Linked DNA regions of Homo sapiens: region 1 is linked to region 2. The links are chromatin contacts, found by Hi-C or POLR2A ChIA-PET in ENCODE. All regions are on one chromosome and are shown on one strand. Each heading gives the region's core, a stretch centred on a gene start or an enhancer-like site at or near the end of the contact. The rest is flanking DNA. Distances are from core to core; before and after follow the strand shown.

Region 1 (2,700 bases), core at 66-2,565, 34 kb before region 2:
GTAGCCCCAAGACTGAGTGCACACGTTTCCATCAAGCCAGGCAGAAGGGCCACCAGGTGACCGCAGCAGCCAACCCCAAGGGGTCTCTGGCAGAGCTTTGGGCTTCTCTGCAGATGTCGAGGTTGGATTTATTCTTCCTGCCCTCCTACCGAGCATGTCTTGGGGATTAGTGGGAAACTGACTGTAAAGATCTTTTGCTTCCTTTTTGCATATAGCTATGTAATCTGACTTCAGGTGAAAATTTATGTCTAAGTGGTAAATGTTTTTGAGAACCCAGTGAGGATTGTGAATCCCTTTGCCAGTTTCATGATGGAGGGAGTTAACATGGATCATAAAAGGGCTGAAAGAGTGTCTGAGGTTACCTCTACCTTGTATCACCATACGAAGTAGCCAACAACTCCATGAGATAAGTTTTTCTCCAGCAGCATCATTGGAGCTTGCAGCACAAGTTGGAAAAGATGGGGAAAACCCACTTTTCTCTTATATGAAAATGACTTCTCCCAATCCTGTTTTGTCTCAGCATACAATATATATGGTTGTTAATTTACTACCCACAGCATCATGGACTCATCCTCTTCCCTGAATCGCTTGTAAATATTTTCTCAAACTGAGTGTATTTTCCAATGTTTATCCAGGTATCTGCATATCCAACTCTTCATTGTCCCTGGTGCAGGTTAACCATGCTCTGCAGGGTACCTCTTTATCCCCTCAGCCTGTCCCAGGCCTCCTGCCAGTGTCCACAGTGCTGTGCGTTGGGTGTCTAATTCCACCTCCCCCTGAGAGGTAGGTGGCCAGCCACCCCTAGGAGAAGCTGACACCAAGGGTGGCCATATGGGGGGAAGGAAGAGGTTGGTGCTGGTTACCTCCCACCTTGGACTATGTTCATTTCTCTTTTCCTTACTGCAGGTCACTGACATGTGAACACATGCTCCTAACAAGTTGACCCCAGTCTTGCTGAAATTGCCTAGACTGTATTATTTTCTTCCCCATACTTGACATAGAGCATAAGCTGAGAGGTACATAATACATGCCATAATTTATGACGGTGCTTAGGTAAAGCCATGCAAACTCGTCTATCATTGCCAGGTTCATTTCCAGTGGTGTTCATTGAAGGTAAGTTGACTCATTTATACAAAACAATTCCCTCATTTCCCTTTGAGCAATTGTCAAGTGTGCTTGACGCAGGCCAAGTGACCTTCAAATGCGGAGTGGGGTTTGGCCTGGAATGTCAGTGTGCATTTGGCAGCATGAATTGCTCCAAAGAATCCTGATTTCTTATGCATGAACTGCTGACCCCAGCACTGGGGCCTGGAGAGCGGGACGGGAAGGAAGGTGAACTCCTGCTGATTCAGGGGCCCTCCCAGCAGCCTTTCCACGGTGTCAGCAGTATTCACATCACTTTCCTCTCCTCCCTCTTCCGCCCCACCGTAAGTCCTGTCCCTGGAAGCACTTTTCAGTTGCCAGGAATCATGAACATTAGGAAACAATCCAAAAAAACGGGGTGTCTACTTTATATTCTGTGGCCCACACGGTCACACATGGGCCTGGTTTTAACACCGGGTCATAGGTGTGGAAACAGCCTGGCCTAGAGGAAGGAACACTGAACCAGTGAGAGAGGCCTTCAGTGACTCCAGGACCAAGCAAGTGTGTGGCCTGGAGGCTGGCCTTTCTAAGAGGCCTGTCTCGGTGGAAACGGAGGAATGTTCTACTGCTGGCTTTCCAGAGCGCTCCTCTAGCCCCACTACTTGGAGCGATGCTTCCCGGTGTTGAAGCTGCAGATCTAAGGACCATGTTTCTTCAAACACAACCAGGCCTCTAGGGCAAGATCGTTTCCAGGAGATGTAATGAAATATGAAGGAAAACGCCCAGCAGGCAACATGCCTGCCTGCTGAGGATCACAGGAAACAGCCTTACTACCAATCTACCAATACTGGGCCCTGAGCTGGAGAAACAGCTCCTTTTTTCATTTCAAAATATCACTAATGTTCCATGGTGCAGGACATATTTCAAATGCCTCAATTGGAAAAAACAGGCTCCAAAGGCATCACGGTGTGCCTGTGGCTCTTGTCTGTGCTAGGCAGCAGCACAAGGGCCTGCTCATTAGCTCACTGATGACAGGTTTATCCGCAACTGTATATCAAGCAATGAGAAAGTCAGCTGTGCGAGCAAACGTCCCTCAGTCATATTGCACAAAGCCTTCGTAAAGGGATAGAGTGCTGAAAGCCTCCTAACTCCTCTCTAGCTGAACATCTTTTCCCCTCCGCTACCTCTGAACCTCTCATCCTTCCAACTCAGCTCAAGAACGCAGAAGCTGTTTGCCGACCCCTTCTGCTAGTGTCCTGTCCTTGGTAATTCAAAGACGCCCCCGGGATGGCCCACAAAGAGCCCTGTGTGCATGCACACGCGCCACTGTCACTGATAAGGCCACTGGGTGGTGAGCGGTTCTTTTCACACTTCACATCCAGAGGCTTTTCCTGTGATTTGTGTGTGAAGCACCTGTTTGCATGGTCCGTCCACCCTTATCTGAGATTCTGCCTCTTAGGCACCAGGGCAGGTTGAAGCCTTTTTCACCCACTTACAAAGCAACAGCTTATTCCTGAGAAGTGTGTCAAGCTGGTATGTCCACTGTGCTCCCCAGACTCACCAATAAGATCACTGACTTAATTGTTTTCTGCCCCTTACTTTTAGAAGAAAGAAGTT
Region 2 (2,700 bases), core at 197-2,696:
TTGAGTGGAATGTGATTTATCCATTTGCCCTCTCTTTTGTCACCTGTTGATAGGATGCAAAGCATTGGTAGAGGGAACCATGGTACTAGAAGATGACAGAGCAACCAGTTTGAAAGAGCCTGGATCCCTGAATGAATGTATGGAGCAGGGCTCTCTCTCTGTTGAATGGTGATGAGAGTGAGAAATAAACCTTCATTGTACAAAGCCACTGAAATGGTTTTTTGTTACTGCAGCAAGTATTACTTGCTGCTACTAATGCCAAGTATAAATCATATTTAAATCTTTGCCATCCTGGGATTCAATTTAATTATACAAAACTAAATTCATGTCTACTTTAATATTCATGTTTTCTCATAGAAGATACCATTTTTTAAATAATAGGAGCGCCAAGCCCCAGAACATAGCTCTAAGGTGAAAATGTATAATGTCATAACTTATTACATGACATCTGGGTCAAGAGAATAGAGAAGACGGTGGGGTTTAAAAATAAAAAGTAAATAAGGGTTATAAAAAATGCAATACTATATAAAAATTGATCCAATGTATTCAAAAATTAAAGACTCTCTATCTCTTAATAAATACCAAAGTACCACAAGATTCTTTATATACACCAAGGACTAGGCAAGTAGAAAAAACAAACAAACAACTTTAACCTTATAATTCTAGAATGAAGGATCATCTCCAGAGTCCTCAGTAGGGCGCTTATAAACAGCTCCTAAAATCTTGTCAGCACAATCAAGGGCTGTTTCTCAATCTCTTTGTATAAAAAACTAGATTCTGTATTAGTCTGTTCTCAGGCTGCTAATAAAGACATACCCAAGGCTGCGTAATTTATAAAGGAAAGAAGTTTAATTGACTCACAGTTCCATGTGGCTGGGGAGGCCTCACAATCATGGCAGAGGACGAAGAGGAACCAAGACACATCTTACATGGAGGCAGGCAAGAGAGCGTGTGGAGGGGAACTGCCCTTCATAAAACCATCAGATCTCATAAGACTTACTCACTATCACAAGAATAGCACGGAAAAGGCCCACCCTCCCAATTCAATTACCTCCTAGGGGGTCCCTCCCACTGCATGTGGGAATTATGGGAGCTACAATTCAAGGTGAGATTTGGGTGGGGACACAGCCAAACCATATCAGACTTTATTCATTTTGGTTCTTCCTTTGAGGAAACTGAGTCCCATAAGGAAATGGAGGAAAACATGGCCAGCAGTGCCAACTCTCACCCCATTCACTTCCCGCCCTCAAGGGTGTGCTGCCCTTTCCTTAGCACCACCCACTCCAGGGCCGTCACCATCGCAGTGGGGGCTCTCCGTGTTTCCTGAGATCTCAAACCCAAGCGTTTCTTGGGGCAGCAGCGGGGGGCCTCGCCATGGAACTCCCGGCTCCCACGAGGGCTTCCGTGCCTGCTGGCTCTTCCGGCTTTGAGCGTCCGCACGAGAAGCCCCCTGCTGGCCACATTCATGGCGTGGGGACCTCGGGCTAAATAAATTTCATTTCTCTCTTCTCCCTCCTAAGTGTCTTCCACTATTTTCCTTTGTTGGCTCTGGACTTGTTCTAAATGCAGCCCTACTAAACTTTCGGGGGGCCTGAGTGTTTCTGGCATTAAGGGGTGCAGTGGGGCGGGGGGTGCAGAGGGGCTGGGGCTGCGCTGGGAGATGGCGTTGTGTTAAGTGAACGTGGACACAGTGGTATTTACAGCCTCACTAACGTGCCTTGTCTTGCTGCCCTAGCCTCTGACTGTGAATAAAACACTTCTCCTATTTTTTTTTTTAAGACAAATGACAAATAAAGCTGGGTGAAGAAAGTAATCATTTACTTTGTGTCTTCGGACATGACATTTCTTTCCTAACATCTTTCGGAAAGCTGGAGTTCCCTAATGCCCTGCTAAAGAAAATGATTGACATCTTTCAGAGGGCTAGGAAATTTATGCGCTGGAAAACAATTTCCAGGACGTTGGAGATGAGTAATTTCCCTCTCTATCACTATGTGTACAAAAGAAAAGGGACCCAGGGCGCTGATGTAACTGTATGAAAAATAAATGTGTGGCAAAGGAATAGTAAAAATACTTGAACTGAAAACAAAGAGAAGTAATCATTTTTTATAGTTTGGCTGTAGTCACTGAACAATTGATTTAGATGACTAAGTCTAACACATCTGTATTTACACGATCTGGAAGACATAAATTACTAACACGTAGAAAAATTTTGGAGAGGGGAAGTAAACTACAGCTTAAGTATCTGATGAAGTAATCTAGCAAGACTCACTTTTTCATTTCTGCTGAAGTCTTGATTACATCTAGCATGACTGTGCCATCTAGTGGTTTCACAGTAACTGCCTCGAGTTGGAGGATACAGTTCGGAAAATTGCTTTGAATATCCCATGAACTCTTGGGTAGGTGCAAAAGTAATTGCTGGTTTTGCCATTAAAACAGCAATTTCTTTTGCACAAAAATGGCCCAATAAGAAAGAGATTGAAAGAGTATTTCCACGGCACCCACACGCAGCTAGTTCTGAATTACTTAAGCCAATCATGGCATGAAAGCTCATGAACTTCACACAAATGCCTCAATTCAAACCACTGATTTCATCATCTAAAAGCATCTACTCGGTGTCAAAATGCGTATTGTGGCTGTATATCAAAGACACCATCAGGGTCTGTGGGCTTTGTCACTGTCCCCAGATGTTTATCTGCTGAG

Evidence for each region. Hi-C counts contacts between places; a loop is a spot of excess contacts on that map. ChIA-PET counts read pairs that join two places held with the same protein, here RNA polymerase II (POLR2A). Pooled maps may share reads with other maps.
Region 1: a pooled map of heart left ventricle shows a loop between it and region 2 (2.2-fold over the local background). The contact joins two enhancer-like sites. A Hi-C loop is called at or near these places in 1 of 168 maps with a recorded cell type or tissue (CD4-positive, alpha-beta memory T cell), 1 of 37 single-sample maps with no recorded cell type and 3 of 50 pooled maps. POLR2A ChIA-PET finds 5 or more read pairs at or near these places in 1 of 52 experiments (activated CD4-positive, alpha-beta T cell).

The regions. Positions count from the first base shown.
Region 1 is chr6:150,451,612-150,454,311 of GRCh38, reverse strand. No RefSeq gene overlaps it. Among named protein-coding and RNA genes, the nearest start is that of IYD, 84 kb to the right of the region's middle. Within about 2 kb of position 1,315, at least 6 of the 41 ENCODE cell types and tissues checked have a DNase peak (open chromatin) inside an H3K27ac peak, as active enhancers do.
Region 2 is chr6:150,417,962-150,420,661 of GRCh38, reverse strand. No RefSeq gene overlaps it. Among named protein-coding and RNA genes, the nearest start is that of IYD, 50 kb to the right of the region's middle. RefSeq lists enhancers at 695-1,261, 1,275-1,569, 1,262-1,830. Within about 2 kb of position 1,446, at least 28 of the 41 ENCODE cell types and tissues checked have a DNase peak (open chromatin) inside an H3K27ac peak, as active enhancers do.